2 separate regions of the Homo sapiens genome follow, and region 1 is linked to region 2. Evidence: chromatin loops called from intact Hi-C (ENCODE). Cell type or tissue: testis. All regions are shown on one strand. Each heading gives the region's core, and the rest is flanking DNA. Links, peaks and the distances in the headings are about the cores only. Region 1 overlaps LOC105374428 (a long non-coding RNA gene). Region 2 overlaps ATP8A1 (ATPase phospholipid transporting 8A1).

Region 1 (11,017 bases), core at 3,416-8,415, 150 kb before region 2:
TTTCTCTTTCCTCCTTCCTTCCTTTCTCTCTTTCTTTCTTTCCCCTTCCTTCCTCTCTTTTCTTTCTTTCTCTTTCTTTCTTTCTTTTTTCTTCCTTCCTTTCTCTTTCTTTCTCTTTTTCTTTCTTTTCTTTCTCCTCCTTCCTTCCTCTTTCTCTTTCTTTCTTTTTCTTTTTTCCTTCCTTCCTTCCTCTTTCTCTTTCCCTCCCTCTCTCTCTCTCTTTTTCCCCTTCCTTCCTTCCTTCCTCCCTCCCCTCCCCTCCACTTCCCTCTTCTCCCCTCCCTCTCCTCTTCTCCTTTCTTTTTCTTTCTTTCTTTTTTTTTTTTCTTTTTTTCTTTTTTTGAGACAGGATCTCGCTCTGTCACCCAGGCTGGAGTGCAATGGCAGGATCTTGGCTCACTACAGCTTTGACTTTCCGGACTCAAGCAATCTGCTTGCCTTGGCCTCCCAAGTGGCTAGGACTAAAGGTGTGTACCACCACGGCCAGTTAATTTTGTATTTTTTGTAGAGACGGTTTCGCCATGTTGCCCAGCCTGGTCTCGAATTTCTGGGTTCAAGCAATCCACCCACCTCGGCCTCCCAAAGTGCTGGGATTACAGGCGTGAGCCACTGTGCTGGACTTTCATGCATCTCTATACATTTTAAAATTCAAATTGGATCTCACCATACATTCCGTTTCATCATTTCCTTGTTATTCTAAATAATACACTATTGATATTCCTTCATATTATGAAATATTCTTCTATGAGTTGATTTTTAAATGAAATTTAGTATTTCACATGGGTCACTGATAAAAACACCGTGAGTCACACCACTCTGACCCCTGTAAATACAGTGTATCTTTTTCATCTCCTGGGTTTGGCACCACAATTTTGGCACAAGATTATATTATGCTTTTATTCTCCTTATTATTATCATTCCTTTTTGAGACAGAGTCTTGCCCAGGCTGGAGTGCAGTGGTGCAATCTTCGTTCACTGCAACCTCCACCTCCCAGGTTCAAGTGATTCTCACTCCTCAGCCTCCCAAGTAGCTGGGATTACAGGTGCACACACCATGCCTGGCTAATTTTTTTTGTATTTTTAGTAGAGACAGAGTTTCACCATGTTAGCCAGGCTGGTCTTGAACTCCTGACCACAGGTGATCCACCTGCCTCAGCCTCCCAAAGTGCTGAGATTACAGGCATGAGACACTGTGCCCGGCCTTATTTCCTTTTTTAAAATAAATGTGTAAGAATCATTGAGAGTAGGTGCTGGAAAAATAACTTGAATGAAAATTAAAAGTTGGAAGCTGATGAAAGTTATCTTTCTTTTAATTAAGGTTTTTAAATTAAAATTTTAAATCAACACATAAGTGTACATATTTATGTGGTACGTAGTGATGATGTGATACATATAATGTATAGTGATGAGATGAAAGTTATCTTTAAACACTTCCTATCTAAATGGATGCCCTTCCCCATCCTGTTCTCTGCTAAAAGTGAAGATATCAACCATAATGTAAGCAACACTGATGTAGCATTTTAATGTGCCATGAAAGCGTTTGACATACATTAATTCATTTAATCCTCACAGAAAGCATATTAGGTAGGTACTCTTAGAATGAAACTGAGGCACAGAGAGACCAAGTAACTTGCCCAAGTCCACACAGCTAATAAGTGGCAAAGCTGGGATTTCAGTTAGGGTAGCATCACTCCTGAAGTCTGTATTCTTAGCCCTTCTACCATGTTGACTCTTTTTTTTTTTTTTTTTTGAGATGGAGTCTGGCTCTGTCACCCAGGCTGGAGTACAGTGGTGCGATCTCAGCTCACTGCAACCTCCGCCTCCTGGGTTCAAGCAATTCTTCTGCCTCAGCCTCCCAAGTAGCTGGGACTACAGGCAAGTGCCACCATACCCAGCTAATTTTTTTCATTGTTTTTAGTAGAGACATGGTATACCATGTCTGCCAGGATGGTCTCGATCTCCCGACCTTGTGATCTGCCCGCCTCGGCCTCCCAAAGTCATGCTGACTCTTAAAAGGCCAAAAAGGAGAAGTGGGTATGGTGGTAGTGGGAGTCTCCATTTCTGAGGGGTCTAGGAGTGGGGTCAACCTGTGTTGCATGGGTGACGGGTAATCATTTGGTGCCCCTTCTAAGGAAAGCACCTACTCTTTAGGTGCTTCTCCTGCATTGATTTAGCTGTGTTAGATGAGATCAGCAAAGAATGTCCTGTTATTTCTACTCTAGAGCACTATCTGTTTCTGAGGGAAGAGGATACATTACATATTGCTAGTTAGATCTGAAGTCCTGTTTGCAGACCTGAGTTATTTAGCACCTGATTTCTGACTTTTCTTTGCTGATATGTGAGCACCCTTTAAAGACTGGCACCCCAGGCATTGTGTAGCTGCCTGGCACTTTGTCTAGCTCTGACTAGAAGCTGGAGGCAGGCAGTGTCCCTTGGCTGCCTCTGGCATCTAGGGGAAGGAATGGGCGTTCCTGCTTCCCTTTCTCATCAGCTGTTAACTGATATGAAGAGTGACATTCTCCAAACCAGAGGAATGATCAGACCAAGTGTTATTTAAATGCTGACAAAATGATTCAAAATACTCATTAAAAAATGTTATTCATGTCATTATTATATATATTATTTAAATATCACTCATGAATAATTATTTGTTCAATAATTACTTAGAGAGTCCATGTGCCAGGCATGGTTCTGTGTGCTGGAGACACCACATTTTGTAAACAGATGAACTAAAGAAACTTGCCAAGTTCTGCCCTCATGGAGTTTACATCCTGAAGGGGAAGCCAGACAAAATCAAACATACATAGGCTAGACTCTCAGGCAGTGATCGCTGCTAGGAAGAAAAAGCAGCGGCAAGAAGACTGAGTGGATTGGGGTGGGGACAGAAGAGGGAAGCTGTGGGGATAGTGAGAGCTTGGTGTCATCAAGAAAGCCAGTGTGGGCCAGGTGTGGTGGCTCACGCCTGTAATTCCAACACTTTGGGAGGCCGAGGTGGGAGGATCATGAGGTCAAGAGATAGAGACCATCCTGGCCAACATGGCGAAACCCCATCTCTACTAAAAATACAAAAATTAGCTGGGCGTCGTGGCGTGTGCCTGTAGTCCCAGTTACTCCAGAGGCTGAGGCAGGAGAATCGCTTGAACCCAGGAGGCGGAGGTTGCAGTGAGCCAAGATCACGCCACTGCACTCCAGCCTGGGATAGAGCGAGACTCTGTCTCAAAAAAAAAAAAAAAAAAAAAAAAAAGAAAAAAGAAAAAGAAAGCCAGTGCAACTAATAAGGAACAGGTAAGGTGTAGAGTGATCAGAGGTGATGATGCTGGACACAAGACAGGGGCCAGGTCACGCGGGGCCTGAATGTGTTATTCAAGGCAGGACAGGAAGACAGTGATGGATTTTTTTTTTTTTCCTTGAGAAGAGGGTGAGGAGTCTTGGAGGATCGTCGGGGGTGCGAGATGTCTCATTATGTTGCCCAGCTGGTCTCTAACTCCTAGGCTGAAGCGATCCTCCCACCTCAGCCTCCCGAGTAACTGGGATTACAGGCGTAAGCCACTGCACTGGGCTCTCAGTGACAAGGATTTTGAATCAGCAAGAGATATATTCTTGAATTTTCATTGTCAACACCCATTATGGAGCCATGTGGAAGACAGACCCTAGGACGGGAGCAAGACAGGCTGGGAGGCTGGTTAGGAGCTGCTGCAGAAAGATGATGGGGGCTTGACCAGGCGGCAATGTAAGGGGTGAAAAATGGTCAGATTTAGAATGTAATTTTGAAAGTGGAGTTGATGGATTGGTTGTGGGGTGGGAGAGAAAGAAAGCAAAGAAGACTTCTGCTTTTCCCCCTTCAAGGGTAGGCACAGGAGGCAGTAAAATGTCAAAACAAAAGAAAATATTAAATTTGCCTTATTAGATATCTAAGTAAGATGTCTCATTGAATAAATGAGTCAGGGGAGAGCTCCATGCTGAAAGTCTAATTGGGGTTTACCAGCATATATATGTTATTTAAATCCATGGAAATAAACAGTCATTTGGAGCTGCGCCGTCCAACACAGTAGCTACCAGTAGCTACATTTCCTATGAAAATGTACCATCTGAATTGAGATGTACTGTAAATGTAAAATATATCCTAGCTTACAAAGACTTGGCATAAAAAATGTAAAATATCAGCCGGGCACGGTGACTCACACCTGTAATCCCAGCACTTTGGGAGGCCAAGGCGGGCGGATCACTAGGTCAGGAGTTCGAGACCAGCCTGGCCAACATGGTGACCCCCGTCTCTAAATATACAAAAAATTTGCCAGGCGTGGTGGCATTCGCCTATAATCCTAGCTACTTGGGAGGCTGAGGCAGGAGAATTGCTTGAACCCTAGAGGCGGAAGTTACAGTGAGCCGAGATCGCGACACTGCACTCCAGCCTGGGCGACAGGGCGAGACTCCTTCTCAAAAAACAAACTAACACAGTAAAATATCTCATTAATAGTTTTTAATATTGATTAAAATGTTGAAAAGATAGTACTTTTGATAACCTTGGTTAATAAATATATTATTAAAATTAGGCCAGACGCGATGGCTCACGCCTATAATCCCAGCACTTTGAGAGGCCAAGTTGGGTGGATCACTTGAGTTCAGGAGTTTGAAACCAGCCTGGGCAACATGGCAAAACCCTGTCTGTACAGAAAACACAAAAATTACCTGTGCATGGTGGCACGTGCCTGTAGTCCCAGCTATTAGGGAAGCTGAGGCAGGAGGATTGCTTGAGCCTGGGAAGCAGAGGTTGCAGTCAGTCAAGACCATGCTGAGAGCTGACAACGTGCTAGCAGCCCTGGCTCACTCTTGGCGCTTCCTCGGCCTCGTCTCCGCTCTGGCCGTGCTGGAGGAGCCGGCCAGAGCCGGCTCCCTCTGCTTGCGGGGAGGTATGGAGGGAGAGATGCCAGTTGGAGCCGGGGCTGCGCGGGAAACTCGCGGCCTGCCCGATTCCGGGTGGGCCCGGGATTGGCGGGCCCCGCACTCGTCCCAGCCGGCTGGCGCCTGCTGGGCTTGATCAGGGGACGAGCTCTCTCTGGGCTGCCGCAAAGTTGGGGTTAGGTGCCGCAAAGTCCCGGCTGCGAGTGCCATTGAGAGGTGAAGCTGGCTGGGCTTCTGGGATGGGTGGGCACTTGGAGAACTTTTCTGTCTAGCTAAAGGTTTGTAAATGCACCAATAAGCTCTCTGTGTCTAGCTAAAGGATTGTAAATGCACCAGTCAGCACTCTGTGTCTAGCTAAAGGTTTGTAAATGCACCAATCAGCGCTCTGTGTATAGCTAATCTGGTAGGGGACTTGGGAGAACTTTTGTGTCTAGCTAAAGGATTGTAAATGCACCAATCAGCACTCTGTCAAAATGGACCAATTAGCTCTCTGTAAAATGGACCAATCAGTAGGATGTGGGTGGGGCCAGATAAGGGAATAAAAGCAGGCCACCTGAGCCAGTAGTGGCAACCTGCTGGGTTGCCGTTCCCCACTGTGGAAGCTTTGTTCTTTTGGTCTTTGCACTAAGTCTTGCTGCTGCTCACTTTTTGGGTCTGCGCTGCGTTTAGGAGTTGTAACACTCACCAAGAAAGTCTGCAGCTTCACTCCTGCGGCTAGCGAGACCACGAACCCACTGGAAGGAACAAATAACTCCAGATGCGTCGCCTTTAAGAGCTGTAACACTCACCGTGAAGGTCCGAGGCTTCATTCTTGAAGTCAGCGAGACCAAGAACCCACAAATTCCGGATACAATGCCATTGCACTCCACCCTGAGCTATGGGAGTAAAACCTGAGCAATGGGAGCAAAACCATATCTCAAATAATAATAATACACTAATTAAATTAATCTCACTTGTTCTTTTTTTTTTAAATGTGGCTAGTAGAAAACTAAAAATTACATATGTGGCTCACGTTGCATTTCTACTGGGTAGCGCCTGGCTTTAGACAAAAAGTGAGTATAGTAAAAAAAGAAACTTTTTGAGGATTCAACGGATGGGGCATTCCATGATGTAGCACTTGTGAAGAGGGGGACCTAGGTGTAAAAAGGACTCTAAAGGAAGCAGCCTCAGAGGGAAAACACCGGGGAGGATGTTGTGTTCTGGAAACCAAGTGAAAAAAGAGGGAGCCAGCAGTTCAGAGACTGCTGTAAGGTGATGTACAATGTGGACTGGAAACTGACCGTTGGATTTAGCAATGTGGAAGTTGTTGGTGTCCTTGTTGGTTTCAGTGTGTATGTATGTGGGAGGGCGGGGTGGGAATAGGAATGGCATGAAAAACTCATCAGAGTTGACTAAAAAGGGAATTTAGGTAGGGATTAGAGCATCAGTTATAGAAATTTGGCCCTCCAGAGGAGCAGAATAATGGAGGTGCCAAGGAATAGGGGTTCAAGGGAAATATTGTTTGTTTAAGGGAAACATATATTTTAAAGTAGCTACTTTTTATTCTCTATTAAGATTTTGACCTAAGTAAATCATCTTGCAAATATCTATTAGCTCACAGGCATCTTCTATTTTATTTTATCAGAAATAAGAAATGCTAAGAATTTTAAAGGAGTACCCGTATTTGGTTTGGCCCACAAAATCATTGTGAACAAAGTGGTCTAGGATTACAAAAATCTGTTTTTAGGGTTACTAACATTACTACCACAATGGATTGCACACAGTTCCCTAAAACATAGAACTGTGACATTATCTGTGTTGCAGGGCAAGTGTGTGAAATTCCTGAACTTTGGAATAGAACATAAATGCCAGACTTCTTGTATTACATTTTGATGAATCATCATATCTTATTAATCTTAACAGTACTTAGTGTAGCTCATGGCACATAAAAAGTGCTTAATATAATTGAATGAATGAAGACAATCTCAGCATCTGAAATACCAAAGAGCCTAGCAGTACCCAAGAATTCACCAACAGATGGCACCATGCTGTTTCCCATAAGAGCTTATATAGAAACAATGTTAATATGACATTCAGTTCCAATTTCAAGTGCTGGTTAGGGGTAGAAATGGAATCCTCAAGAATATATTTTACTACTTTAAATTTTATAGCTGAATTATTAAAGCATGTTCATATGTTTTTTTTTTCTTATAAATAGCTAAATTATCTAAGGCCCTTTCCTTAGGTCAGAGCTTGAAAAGAAAATGAGATTGATTTGTAGATCAGATAAAGAAAATACCCACAGGTTATTATTATTAAAATATTTGTGAATACTAAGAAGTCGAGTTGCACAATCCATTCTCCCTGAGAGATTAAACTCCTTCAATGGCAGTAAAAACAAGGATGTTTTGCATACATCAGAGCACGGGCATGATGCTTTAGAGAGCAAATGTTGCATTTTGCAGTTCCAGTGTAGACTGGAGGTGACAAGGACCAACCTAAACACTCAGTGTGCTAGACAAACCAATATGGTCTTCACATACCATGTGTAAAATATTCCCTGGAGGGCCACATGTAAATAGAGCTCCCACTGTGACCCTCATTACCTTTTCTGTAGAAGTAATTATGACTTTCATAATTTTCTATGCCCTTTATTTAACCTGCAGGTCTGAGAAGTGGATGGATGTGTTTTAAGACAACAGTGTGGTGAAAAGGCCACAGCTTGGCAGCTCCTATAGCATGGAGAGTCACACACAGGATAGACAGGGCAACAGCCGTGGCATGAGCAACCTTACAGTATTAATCATTTACTTAACCATTTGAGAAGAGTGCCTGCTGCCACTTTATCTATCTAATCTATCTATCTATCTATCTATCTATCTATCTATCTATCTATCTATCATCTATCTATCTATCTATCATCTTTTTTTTTTTTGTTTTTTGAGATGGAGTCTCACTCTATCGCCCAGTCTGGAGTGCAATGGCGCGATCTCAGCTCACTGCAACTTCCACCTGTTGGGTTCAAGCAGTTCTCCTGCCTCAGCCTCCTGAGTAGCTGGGACAACCGGCACGCACCACCATGCCTGGCTAATTTTTTGTATTTTTTAGTAAAGAAGGGGTTTCACCGTGTTAGCCAAGATGGTCTCTATTTCCTGACCTCGTGATCCACCCGCCTCAGCCTCCCAAAGTGCTGGGATTACAGGCGTGAGCCACCACGCGTGGCCCTATCTATGTTATCTATGTACCTATGTATCTATCTAATCTATTTAGTCTCATCATGAAGTCTCTATCTCAGATGCAGATACAATCTGCAGATAAATGCAACTGGCCAAAGCTAAGAAAGTAGGTGCTTTTGAATTGGCTGGCCCTGCCACAATGGAGCAAGACAGGAGATACCCAGAGTTCCTGGTCCCTCCTTGCTCTCTCTTCCTTTGTGAGCCTGGTGACTGAGGTTTCAGGAAAACTCAAGCAGGGCCAGTCTGGGCCCCCATGGAGGGTTAGTAAGGTCTACTTAGGTACTGGTATTGTGTCCGGGATTGGTTCCTTCTGGTGAGTTCTTGGTCTCGCTGACTTCAAGAATGAAGCCGCAGACCCTCGCGGTGAATGCTACGGTTCTTAAAGATGGTGTGTCAGGAGTTTGTTTCTTCAGATGTGTCGGGAGTTTCTTCCTCTAGTGGGTTTGTGGTCTTGCTGACTTCAGGAATGAGGCTGCATACCTTCACAGTGTGTTACAGCTCTTAAAGATGGGTGTGTCTGGGCCGGGCAAGGTGGCTCACACCTGTAATCCCAGCACTTTGGGAGGCCGAGGCGGGCAGATCATGAGGTCAGGAGATCGAGACCATCCTGGCTAACACAAACCCCGTCTCTACTAAAAATACAAAAATTAGCCAGGCGTGGTGGCGGGCGCCTGTAGTCCCAGCTACTCGGGAGGCTGAGGCAGGAGAATTGCGTGAACCTGGGAGGCGGAGCTTGCGGTGAGTAGAGATCATGCCACTGCACTCCAGCCTGGGTGACAAAGCAAGACTCCCTCTCAAAAAAAAAAAAAAAAAAAAGATGGTGTGTCTGGAGTTTGTTCCTTCAGATGTTCAGATGTGTCCAGAGTTTCTTCCTTCCAGTGGGTTCGTGGTCTTGCTGACTTCAGGAATGACAGACCCTCCCTGTGAGTGTTAAAACTCGTAAAGGTAGTGTGGACCCAAAGAGTGAGCAGCAGCAAGATTTATTATGAAAAGCAAAAGAACAAATACCTTCCACAGCGTGGAAGGCGACCCGAGTGGGTCACTGGCTGCTGACTGGGGTGGCCAGCTTTTATTCCCTTATCTGGCCCCACCCACATCCTGCTGATTGGCCCATTTTACAGAGTGCTGATTGGTCCATTTTTACAGAGTGCTGATTGGTGCATCTACAAACCTTTAGCTAGACACAGAGCCCTGATTGGTGTGTTTACAATCCTTTAGCTAAACAGAAAAGTTCTCCAAGTCCCCACCTGACCCAGAAGCCCAGCTGGCTTCATCTCTCAGTATGTGTGATATAGCACATACTTTGCCAGTAGGGTTATCAGTGAATTTCTTGAGACTAACACCACTCTGAACTTTCAAATGTATGCCCATAAATGACTAAACATTTAAATGATGGCTTAGATATTCTCTCCATGTTCTCTTCTACCTGAGTACACTCCTCAATTGCCTTTGTGGGCTTTGCCTATCTTTCTTTTATTGGGGGCCCACCCAGGGATTGGTCACCAGTCTACTCTAATTCACCCATTGACTAAGTTGCTATGAAGATTCTAGCCTTCTTTCCTGAGCTACCACCTCCTCTCTCTAGCACCTGAACCTCTCTTCCTAAGTGTTCCATTAGTATTTCAAATGCAGTATACATGAGGGAAAAACACCTCATCATTCACTTCCCGCACCTACTGCTTTTTTGAATTGACCTTTCTTGTGTACGCACTGTATTTGAAAGGTTTCCAGTATCATATTTTTACTTTAAAAAAGACCATAACTTAGGTAAGTTAAGATGCATAATTATAAAACAGATACTCATGAAGACTTCCCTCAACTTTGGAATGAACACATTAACCAATATGATTGCATCTGTGTAGAGCTTCACTCCCTCAACCTTTTGACTCCTTCTCATAGCATATTAGTTTCCTATTGCCTCTGTAACAAATTCCCACAAATTTAATGGCTTAAAACTGCAGAAATTTATTATCTTGCAGTACTGGAGAGCAGAAGTGTAAAGTGGGTCAGCAGGGCTGCATTCCTTCTGGGGGCTCTGGAGTTTATATGTGGGGGAGAAGCCATTTCCTTGCCTTTTCTAGCTTTCCAGGCTGAAGCATTCCTTGGCTCATTGCCCCTTCCGCCATCTTCAAAGCCAGCATCACATCTTCAAATCGCTCTTTCTCTATCTCTGACCTTTGCTTCTGAAACAAGCCCAGTTTTCCCATAGAACTGATGTTTATGGTTTCTTTTGAATAAACATAGAAATTGACCCTCCCAGTCTTAAAACTTGCGAAAGTTACATTTTTCTCACCTGCGTTGCTTTCTCAGGAAACCAAGCATCAGGCCTCCCAGATAATATCAGGGAGCTGAAATTGACCAAATCACTGCATCTGGACAATGAAACGCCAGACCCCCCACCTGTGATGGTTGCCTGACCAACCACCTGCTGCCTGTTGACAACTTCTTCCTTACCTCTCCCTAATTCCTGTTTTCCATACATGCTTACATTTCTTCCCTGCTATATAAACCCCTAATTTTAGTCGGTCAGGAAGATAGATTTCAGGCTCTCATTTCCCATCTCTTTGGGATGGATTTGGATTTGGACCTATCAGGAGATGGACTTCACACTGATCTCCTGTCTCCTTGGCTGCAGCACCCAATTAAAACCTTTTTCCCTGGCAATATTCATTGTCTCAGTGATTGGCTTTTTGTGTGGTGAGCAGCAGGACCTAGACTGAACCCCCAGCATTTCAGTAACACTTGCATGATCATCTATCCTCTCTGACTCTGACCATCCTGCCTCCCTCTTAGATTACAATGGGTTCACCCATGTAATCCAGGATAATCCTCCCATCTCAAGATCCTTAACTTAATCACATATGCAATGTCCGTTTGCCATGTAAGGTAACATAGTCACA
Region 2 (11,017 bases), core at 2,416-7,415:
TAAGAATAGATGTGGTAGTTTTATCTGAAGAAGCATTCCATTCTAATACAGAAGTTACTGTGAACTTGGCAGTCATGAATGCTCAAGAAAAGTCCTGTTTTCCATTAAGTTTTATATTTCTCTAGGAATCCTCTAAACCATTTGTTGCCATATGTTGCAAAGGGCACTAAATTGTTGTTTAGTCACACTGAGTGTAATGGTTGATCTATATTACGCCACATCAAGGGACTCTTTAACCATCCCCCAAATGTCAACCACGTTTTGGGGAGGGGTAAAGGAAATAATGTAAAAAAGGATCACTACCTCACTGTCCTATCTTAGTGCCTTATCTCAGTGCCCAGGGCACTAAAGCCTCTCTGGAATGACATTGTTTTAGTTTACAAGTTCACTACCTATCTCCCACCACTGAAACAAAAGGCAGAAATTCTTCTATCCTCTCCCTGCTGAGCCCTAGAGCCTAGAACAGAACCTGCCACGCAGCGGTGCTCAGATATTTGTTGCTGAATCTTTCCAACCCATGATTTTCTCACATTTATATATCAAGTAACTTTGAAGACAGGTTTTATAAATGAACGAATCTAAACTTCTAAAGAATGCCTTCTGTAAAATTATTGGCTTCTTTTCTAACATACCCCTAAATTAATCCTTAGTGATAGCACATTTGATACCAGTGCCTTCAATGCATGGAAAGCATGAACTAGATTTGTTAATAGGGGGCAGGCTTTCATTAAGCAAGTACTTATTAAGCTCCAACTTCTGAATTAATTATTTAAATGAATAATTCATTTATTCATCAAATATTTATTGAGTGGTTAACATAGGCTAGTCAGTCAAGCGCTGGAGACACAGTGATAAATATGATAAACACAGTCCCTGCTTTCGTGAAACTTCAATCTAGTGGATGACATACATCAATCACAAACTACAAAATGCACATAAAACACAACATTGCTATCTGATCAAAAAAGGCTTGACAGCAGAGTTACAGTGTTCTGAGTTTACTCTTAAGCTCAGAAATGATCCTCTAACCCATAACCTATTTTAGAAAAACTTGAACAGATAAAAGCATTGGATAAGTTTCCATTAAAAAAAAAAGTTTCCCAATCCACGCATCATAATAAGAGAAAAATAAAAATCTTATCACCAGGGAAATACTGCTTTAATCAGTGATGAATCTAGGCAGGTATTATAGCTTACGCTGTTTTCTGTAATTCTCAAGATAAATGATTTACTTTCAGAAACACAGAAATTATTAGTAGGTAATCTATGCAGTACTAAAGACATAATTGTATTTTTCTATTGAAGCAAATAAATATTAAACATTTTCAAAAAATTATGTATTCCACGAAGGCACGCCTTCATATTTCAAACAATGGTTTAATTATAAAATAAGGAAGAAAGACCAGAGACTTCTATACTATTAATTTTCAAAGGAATCTAGTAGCATAGTATGAATATGAGACAAAACATAATTTATGTGTCTTAGAAATAAGTTAGAATAAAAGTAAACAAATTTTAACAAAGAATAGAAGCTCAGACCAAAAAGAAGTGATATCACCCTGGCTCCTGATATATTAAAGTGACAGATCAAAGGTGAGAAATTTCAGAGAAACCCCTGCCAATGAAACAAGGAACTTCATAATTATTCTGTTATTTACAATTCTTCTTGAGGAAATACAAAATTTTAATTTAAAAACCTGATTTAGGCCAGGCACGGTGGCTCAGGCCTGTAATCCCAGCACTTTGGGAGGCCAAGGGGGGGTGGATCACGAGGTCAGGAGATCGAGACCATCCTGGCCAACATGGTGAAACCCCGTCTCTACTAAAAATACAAAAATTTGGCTGGGTGTGGTGGCGGGCGCCTGTAGTCCCAGCTATTCAGGAGGCTGAGGGAGGAGAATCGCTTGAACCCAGGAGGCGGAGGTTGCACTGAGCCGACACTGCACTTTAGCCTGGCAACAGAGTGAGACTCCGTCTCAAAAAAAAAAAAAAAAAACAAATTCTGATTTAAAAAATATAGGCTGACACTATAAGTGGTTTCCCAATCTAAAATTATGAGTCCTAATATGTTGACTACCTTTCAAAAGAACGAGGGTGAGATAAAACAGGTCAAGTTTGTTGTCTAAAGAATGAGACCACTGTAAATTCTCTCAAGTGGTGACAAAAAGAGACTAAGAGGTGTTACTGTCCACAATGCCCAATGTGAACCTGCAATTCTTCGCAAAGTGAGTCAAGACAACTGAAATATCCCATATGATAATCCCATCTGCATTCTAACCATGTGAGCTTTCTTATTCCTGAACAAGTTAGGCCTTCCTACTAATCAATGTCACCTCTTGATTTATTTAGTAACAGCAAAAGAAAAAATAAACAAAATAGATGTGTCGGCAACTGATTCGTGAAACAACTCTCAGTGTTAAAATTTTTAGAAATGTCCTGAAAAGCTTACCATATGAATGCAAGTATTGGAGCTCAAACAGTACAGTTTTGGAACAGAGCTGATAATTATATTTTATAGATAGATTTAAAAGTCCTAAATCCTCTCATCTCGAGATGACTGTCAATAGGGATAACAATAGCCGGTGGGCTTTTTCACTTTCCATATCCTCCTTCCCATAGTGTTCCCCAAGAGTGAAGGCAGCACATTCTAGTGCTCAGTGTGCTGGGTAGTAACATACCTGAGTAACTAAGCATCACAACCAAAGGATAAATGCCTTGTTGTATATTTTTGGTCTATTTGGATATTTTTTTCAGCTTATGCTAGGAGTTACACTACCCAAAGGAATAAGGATTCAACTTAGTTTTAAAAACTGAATTACCAGTTTGAACAAACATTGGAGGAACAAGAGGCAGAGAGCAGCATTTAAAAGTATAACCTTAATCCTATTATAACATTTCCTCTTATTTTGTACTAAATTATTATTTTAGGAAAAACTTTACAAATCTTTTACATTTTGAATGTTGTGAATATAATACTACCATTAATGTGGCAATGACATATCAATTCAAATATGTTCAGAAACATCTTGCATACGGGCACAATGATGTACTGATCTTTTGAGGAATTTGTTTTCTAAAAGTCCACATACAAATGTAATACATGGTTTTCAAACTGTGCTTAGTGGATCCTCAGAGTCACAACAAGCCCTGCCTGGAGCACCCACGAGGGCAAGGTGGAGGCTGAGGGGAAAGCCAGTTTGGATCTCCTCTCTACTCTTACTCCAGCCAAAGCAGTCCTGCTTTCGTCAATTATATATATTATGATTCAGGCAATGTTTGCTTGGAAAATTCTGTTCTTAAAAAATAAAAGATGTGAAAACGACCCTCACAGTTTAAAGATTCACTGTCTGACATGCTAAGTCCAATAATGACATGCTAAGTCCAATATTATGGTCTACGTAAAAATAGATTCCAATCACATAAAAAATAGATTGCATAAACAGCATGTCTCAGTTAAAGCAGGTAAGGAAGAAGACAATGGATGAACCCTAGGACTGTATTTGCTCAATTTAAAGCCAGGGTAACATTCTGGAAGAATCTGTGGTCTGACACGCTGAAACTTGCCTCACTAGAGTGGTTTTAATGGCAGTAAATCACAACTTCTGAACCCTAATCCCAGCTGATTTTAACAAAGAATAGAATCTGAGATCAAGAAAGAAGTGATATAACCCTGGCTCTCTATATTAAAAATCCTACAGTCCTCCTATGATCACAGTTAATGGAAACACTTCAGAAAAACAGCTTGGTCACAAAGATCCCTGTGTTATTTATATATTTATTTATTTTTACCTTGAGACAGGGTCTCACTCTGTCACCCAGGCTGGAGTGCAGTGGTACTTTCACAGCTCACAGCAGCCTCAGTCTCCTGGGCTCAGGCAATTCTCCCTGCCTTAGGCCTCCTGAGTAGCTGGGACCACAGGTGCATGCTACCACATCCAGCTAATTTTTAAAAATTATTTACAGAGATGGAGTCTCCCCCTATGTTCCCCCAGGCTGGTCTCAAACTCCTGGGCTCAATGATCCTCCCACCTTGGTCTCCCAAAATACTGGGATTACAGGTGTGAGCCATCACATCTGTTCTATTTTGTCTATTCTTTTTCCCTACAATGATGTCTGCTCTCCTCCAACTGGTAAAATAATCCTTGGAGGCCCATTTCAAAAATTACCACCTCTCCAAAAGCTTCCTTCAGGTCAAATTTGTGGGCCACCTTTTTGGGTTCCTTAAGATTTCTTCATTTAGGGAATTTGCTCAGACCGTGGTACCCAGAGGGCCACAGTCTCATTTGCTTGTGCATGAGCATGTAAACATGAACTGCTTGATGAAAGTTATTTAAATAGATCACCAAATGAAGCTCCAGTTTCAGGAGTAGAGATGGACACAGAATCAGTCTTCATTTGGAGCAGGCTGGCTGAGTAAATGACCCAATCTCTTAATCTTTCCGGATCTTAGATTTTCAACAACAGAGAGCATGGCTTACTATGAAGTGAAGACAAATTAGTTATAAATTCCCGTTTTCATTTATTTTAGGTAAAAAACAGTCATAAGGGAGGTTTCTGTCATCTGTAAACTATATGTAGTTTACATGGATGCATATAGACACATATATAGATGCATGTGTATATGTGTATACACACACTCTCCCCACTTTTAATGGAGTGCCTCAGTCAACTTAAATTTTAATGTAGCTCATGATCGCCATCTGCTGGGAAAACGTTGAACATCTAGTTCAGTTAAAAGCTGGAGGTTGCAAGGCTTTTAATCAGTTATTAAAAGAACAAGAAACAAAACTGTTAAACCTAGAAAATCTAATCTATAAAAAACTCTAGGGCATCCAGAGAGTAAGGATATTAGGTACATTAAACATTCTACTCTAGAACTGAAGTTGTACTTCAAGTGGAAACAATTTAATATGTTTAGAATCCATTTTCAAATAGATTTTTTTATTCTGACATTACATATTAATTCTGTCTCATGAGGATTATAAGGCAAGGCAAGGCTGCCTTATATTCAGAGACAGGAAAAACATCATTTCCAAACTGGATTTTTTTTTTTTAATTCTTAAAAGAGTAACAGAAGCAAAGATTAAAAATCAATAGCACTAATGCTTTAAGATATGTGACTTTAGTTGGGCAGATTAAAAGAGATTGTGATTATGGCCTCAGATTATTTTATTTTACTACATAAATGCCCCAAAGACATAATCATATATAAATATGTTAGGAAATGGAGAGCGAGAAGGTGGAGGGAGTGGGGAGGGAAGAAGTGGGGAAGATAGGCAAGAGAGACATTGAAATAAGTCAACTGATAACAAGTCTCCTGGTGTGTGTATACCTATAACATTTAGGGTGGGAGTATCATGCTGGAAGACACCATACATGCTATCCCATGTCTTTTCATAAGTAAGCAGAATAAAAAGTTCAAATATAAGGAGGAGATATCTAGATATATCTACATATCTATCTCTATATATACAGGTATGATATATGTGAGCTTATATTTATATTTAGGTATCTTCCCCTTACAAAATACAAAGGCTATATGAGAAACAATCACCTTCCATAAAAAGTGATAATCTGTTGAGGAGACAGGACACCAATATCTCGAGTTGCATATGGTAACCTTGTGCAATAAAGAAAACCATCTGCAGCTAGAACATGGCATCCCCACATTACATAAAGGGAGGGGACGTGAGGAGCAGAGGGGGGAAATAGTCCAGGGAGGTACTGGTGGCACCAGCCACCTTTCAAGACAGAGGCACGACGAAGTACACAGTTCGATAGAGAGGAAAGAAGAACAAAGTATCAGCCTTTACTTACCTGGAGAAAAGATCAAGTAAACCGCAGCGGACAGGCTAGTTTGATTCTATGCAATACAAACATGAGTGCTATTGAAGAGTTATCTAATGGCAAGCTAGAGGTTAGAATGAAGTCACTTGAATGATTTAGAGCATGAATACTGGAGGAAGAGTGAGGATTCTGGCTCCCCCTATTAGAAGCTGTGTACTCTCAGCCAAATTACTTACCCTCTCTGTTACCTTGGATTCTTCATCTATAAGACAGGAATAATTAGCACCTCAAAGGGATGTTGTGAGGACTAGATTAATAGATGAAAGTGCTATGAACAGCACCTGGCACACGGCAAGAGCTACACAAAAATGTTTTCTTAATTAAGGAAGCAAGATTCTTGCTATTTATACAGCATCGATCATAATGTATCCATCACTTTCTGGCTTAATAGCCTTGGTTTCTTTATCTGTAAAATGAGGACATTTACAGCTGTGACAGAAATAATACAGGTATATGTTTGTCACAATGGTTTCTTTATCTGTAAAATGAGAACATTTACAGCTGCGACAGAAATAATACAGGTATATGTTTGTCACAATGACTGGACAAGTGTAAGCACTGGATTACTCTCATATATATTATCAGCTATGCAAGCTGTGTGATTACAGTACTATTTTATATTGCATTGCATATTATAGTTATTAACTCAAAGCACACATGTCATGTATGTAATGTGTGCGTGTGTGTAGGGGCATGTTCCATATCCTCAGAGATCCAGAAACTGAAATACATTGGCAAGGAGATTGCCAGACTGGCCAAACCTTGATCCAAAATTGTGAAAAGAGTGAAGATCTATACAAAGTAATGTCTAACCCCAAAGGCTTCTCAGCAATATTTTAATGCATATTAATACTTGTTAATGCTTAGATGATGAGAGGGTATTCAATAGTGAATGGTATGTCAAGATATTTTGATTTTTATTCCATTGGTTCCTTGAATAAAGATCAAAACTATCTGGAAACCAAACCCTCTGTATGATCAACAGAATCATCCACGTACCTTTTCAATCAACTCATAACTCTCTTCGAGTTTGAGTAGCCTGTTCTGCACAGATGTAGATGCTCGCTGATAGACTGCTCGCCACTCCTGAAAGTCGCTCTCTGAAATCTCAGCCACAGCAAAACATAAAGTTCTTAACCCTGAAAAAGATAGCATACATCACCCCAACACACCAAAGATTTTCTTCAGAAGTCTGAGGTTTCTGTTTTTATTTCACAAAGTCCCATTTTGAAAAAAGTGATTCCATACAAACAATATGATGAAGTCCAATTAAATTATGACAAAAACTTAGTATAAAATGTAGATTAATGTTCCCCTGGTCTTTAAAATTGGTACCCTGCTTCTAATTCCCAACCCTTTTAATCCATCTTCCATGCATAGTGTGGCGTTTCTAAAATCTGAATCTTATCAAGCAGTTCTTTGCTTCGAATCTTCCAATTTTTCCCCAGGACAAAATTTAAGCCCCAAAGCACGGCTTATACATGTTTCATCAGGTGCCTTCACTCTCATTCCCTGCCATTCACTTCCCACATAGGGGGGTCTTTGCACATGCTGGTAACTTTTTCTCCATTCTGCTTTTCCCAACGACTGCCCACTGTCTGCCTTGCAAGCAGTTTAAGACTCAGCTCTGAAAATCAGCTCTTTGATGCACCCTCCTCTCACCTAGATACCAAAGGCAGTAACACTCCTACAGCGTGAGTGACAATGTTTTACAGTTTTTCTTGTGTGTCTCCTCTATTAAAGCACTTGGAAAGCAGGGACCCAGAGTTCTTCAGTACCAAGCATAGTGGCTGACTTATTATAGAGGCCTCACAGATGTTTACAAAGGAAGAGAGACCCTGGTGGGGTCTACTGGGAAAGCCACCTTCCTCTTACTAGGATATATGACTGCATTTATTACTATTCTTTGTCATCATAAATCTGTAGTTTAAAAGTCTAAGTATAGTTGAGGGATAGTGGCAAAAAAGAACTGCCAGCAGATATACCCCGGGAAAACAATCAAAGCTGATATGTAAAGTGACCCACCCTGTGTCTGGTGCCTGCCAATTTCGTAACTCACATCTCTCTCAGCCAGAAAAGAGTAGATGCATTGGAAGAAAGGAGAGGCCAAAACACTTGTCAGCTACCCAAGGAAGCAGTTAGATATCTAGGTTCACAAGAAGACAACGCCCTCACTCCAGGTCATTTAACTCTTAGAATGACTAGGACCAGATGCTAGGCTTAGTGATCTCAAGACAAAATGTGTTTAAGGGAACACATCAGAAGTAAGAAGCAAGGAACATACAAAGTTCCCAGAGAACTCTACCTTCCAAGAAAGGGTGGTGTATTGCCAGATCACTGAGAGTGGAACTTAAATCCCTGAGGCCATCTTAGGACATGTTTTTCTCTCTTGGAAACTTGGCTGGAAAACTTACTGGAGGGTAGTCATGGGGAGAAGTGTCATCCAGCCCAGGGACAGAAAGAATAGGGTAGAGGTGGGGGCCAAACCATTAAAATCTATGAGTTGAGTATCTTTAACATCACATCTAGAGAGGAGAAAGATGCCCTCAGCTCTCCTCCAAAACAAAAAGAACCTGTGTTGTATGCTGGGTAGGTTGCACCTGCCAAGGACTGAGGCTGGGCTTTATGGAATCTGAATCCTATGAATATATATGTTTCCATGCTTTTACATTTTGAAGAACTGCACAGAGGTTTTTCAAAAGCCATCTTTTTTTTTGTTTTGGCTTTTGTTTTTGCCTAGTGTTTTAAAAAACATTCCTATCTTTTCTCTGCCTGAATTAACGGGAAAAAGTATTTGATTAGGTCAGTTTGGTGCCACTGGCAACAGTTCCAGCTGAAACAGATAGGAGTGAAAACTGAGACTGGAGATTTAGATTCAGCTATAACTACCATTGTTAAGTACGAGATAAGACTACAAATTCTTGTAGTAACTGACTCTCATGTTTAACAACCCTCGCTGCCTTTCATCTAACCTAGATCCTCTCTCTAGACTATGTACTGCTTTGCCTTGCACATAATATATTTCAGGAGGACAGAGAGACAGAGCAAAGCTTGTTTATCCTATTTTGGATTCTCAGGCCTCACACAGAGCCTGGCGTGTGGTAGGGGCTCTCTAAAAAAGTCTTGAGTTGTAATAAATTGAATAACAATTTTAATAGTTACGTAAGTTTTTAATAGAAAGTCCTGAGTTGAAACTAAATTTAATAGCTATTTTAACAGTTTAGGTTTATTTCTTCTTTCTTATTCAGATTAGAATATCTGTTTTTTTTTTTTGAGTCTTGCTTCTTTTCCTAATGAATTGCTCGAGATACAAAGTGAAGTATCTAAATGGTAAATATGATCCACTCTAAAAGTAAAACATTTATAGGCCCTACCATCTAAAACGTGGGGACAAAGTTGCTCAAAATTTTAATAAATATAGTTTTAGGAAAGTAAAATAAAAACACAGGCTGGGAACAGCATATAGTAAAATCTAAATTGCCAACAGCTGATATCTTACTTTAGGAATCTCTAAGTCTAATAATAATAAGGATCCTGCAAGGTATCAGAAGTATATGATTTCTTTGTATTTTAATCATGCTTTATTGCCAAATTACACTTACCTTCTGTAGCAAACTGCTCTAAATGTTTTAGGGTAATTTCTTTGTATTTTGACGTCTCTGCCAGTCGATCATAAATTACAGTGTCCTGGAAAACAAACAGAGGGTAAAATGATTTAATTAAGCATTCTGGGTTTAATAAAGTTGATGTTGGTAACAATAGCAGTAGGAAATCAGTGTAACAACCACCAATCTCTTTTGGCATTCGTTTTAAAGAACAAGATATTTTTGTCTAATAATACTATTTTGCTAGTGACATTAATAAGTCTCTAGTCTTGCATCTTCATCTTTCCTCTTTCTGAATAAAACTGTAGTTATTCCCATGTTCATATCTCATATTCTACCTCACTTACCTTCCACATGCTGCAAGATCTACCCTAACCCAGAAGGTTTTCCAGAACACCTTCATAGGTATTCATAGGTGCTGCAAGGAAGAACGGTCCAGAACTCAAGTAAGTTTGGCAAACACTGGACTGAGCAAAGCAACAGAGCTTGTCTTGCTGGAATAATCCTCGGGGACTTTAAAATGCCAGTGTGCACAGTGGATCTCGAAGGGGCTACATGCTATGTGCCCCAAACTCGTTGAATCACAGAACTTTTTAGGGTTTAGAGCATGTTTATGGGACCAGTGCTCACAGAAGAACAAACTTTAATACAGGACTAAATCCACTGAGAGGGCCAGTGGGTATTGTGGGAGAACCTCGAACAACTCTCGAAATGCCTTAAATAGCTGAATATTTCTGATTGTGTCACTTTAGCTTTAAGACTCAGTTTACTTAATCTGTAAAATTTTGTTACCAGATTATGTTTAAAGTCCTTTTCAGCTTTAACTTCATGCATCACTTATGCTTCTCTAGTTCTTGCTCTTTTATAAACTGCCTACTATTCATTTAGTTATTATGCAGCTTTGGTTTAGTGCTTTAAGAATTTTAGTGTTCAACCTTCACGGTTTTATTAGACCAGGAAAAAATAAATCACTTATCTGCAATTACTTTCTCAGTGGTATTACCCATTTTGGGGTCTCCAGTCTCAGGGCTGATATTTGGAAGCAGACTAATGGAGTATGATTTAGAACCCTTGAGAGAAACACAACTTAGTGACCTCAGAACAGATGGAGTATTCCAAGCCGCAATTCTGAATTTCTTTTCATTTTTCAGTGATGGAATGGGAAGTGGGGGGCAAAGCGAAAGGAAATGATAGTTTCCCCTCATGGCTCCTTCCTGAGAATGAGAAGAATCATTTGTAAATTCTTCTTTTAAGAAGAATTAAATTTGAAAATAATATTTTCAATGATATTAATACATTCCATTCTAAAACTAAGAAAATATTTGAAAACATTAAAATCATGAAAACAAAAGTGATAAGTAATATAGCTAAAAGGATTAAATTCGGTACTGTATCCAAACATTCTAGCGGAAGACACTGACGTTTAGAATGAGAAAAATTAATTTTCTACCTTCTTTATAGTGTTGAGAAAAAGCAGAAGAAAGATGTGGCCTTCTGCATTACATGTATAGTATGTTTTTAAAATGAAAATGGGTCGGCTAGCCATGCCTACACATGAAAAATGA

Evidence for each region. Peaks named below come from ENCODE experiments on the same cell type or tissue, not always from the same donor. Only the 100,000 strongest peaks of a DNase experiment are listed, where the experiment ranks them.
Region 1: it touches region 2 in a loop (2.4-fold over the local background); 78 of 110 quality-filtered maps call a loop at or near these places.

What each region holds. Positions count from the first base shown.
Region 1 is chr4:42,364,725-42,375,741 of GRCh38, forward strand. The region is part of intron 1 of LOC105374428 (a long non-coding RNA gene); the gene reads right to left. Among named protein-coding and RNA genes, the nearest start is that of SHISA3, 27 kb to the right of the region's middle. In testis, for the core only: a CTCF peak has its summit at 6,919 (motif pointing right); DNase peaks (open chromatin) are centred at 5,447 and 6,915; H3K4me3 peaks cover 1,091 bases.
Region 2 is chr4:42,515,314-42,526,330 of GRCh38, forward strand. It overlaps ATP8A1 (ATPase phospholipid transporting 8A1), which reads right to left. Exons shown (of 37, transcript NM_006095.2): 21 at 9,450-9,534; 22 at 6,847-6,986. Among named protein-coding and RNA genes, the nearest start is that of SHISA3, 120 kb to the left of the region's middle. In testis, for the core only: a CTCF peak has its summit at 4,732 (motif pointing left); a DNase peak (open chromatin) is centred at 4,708.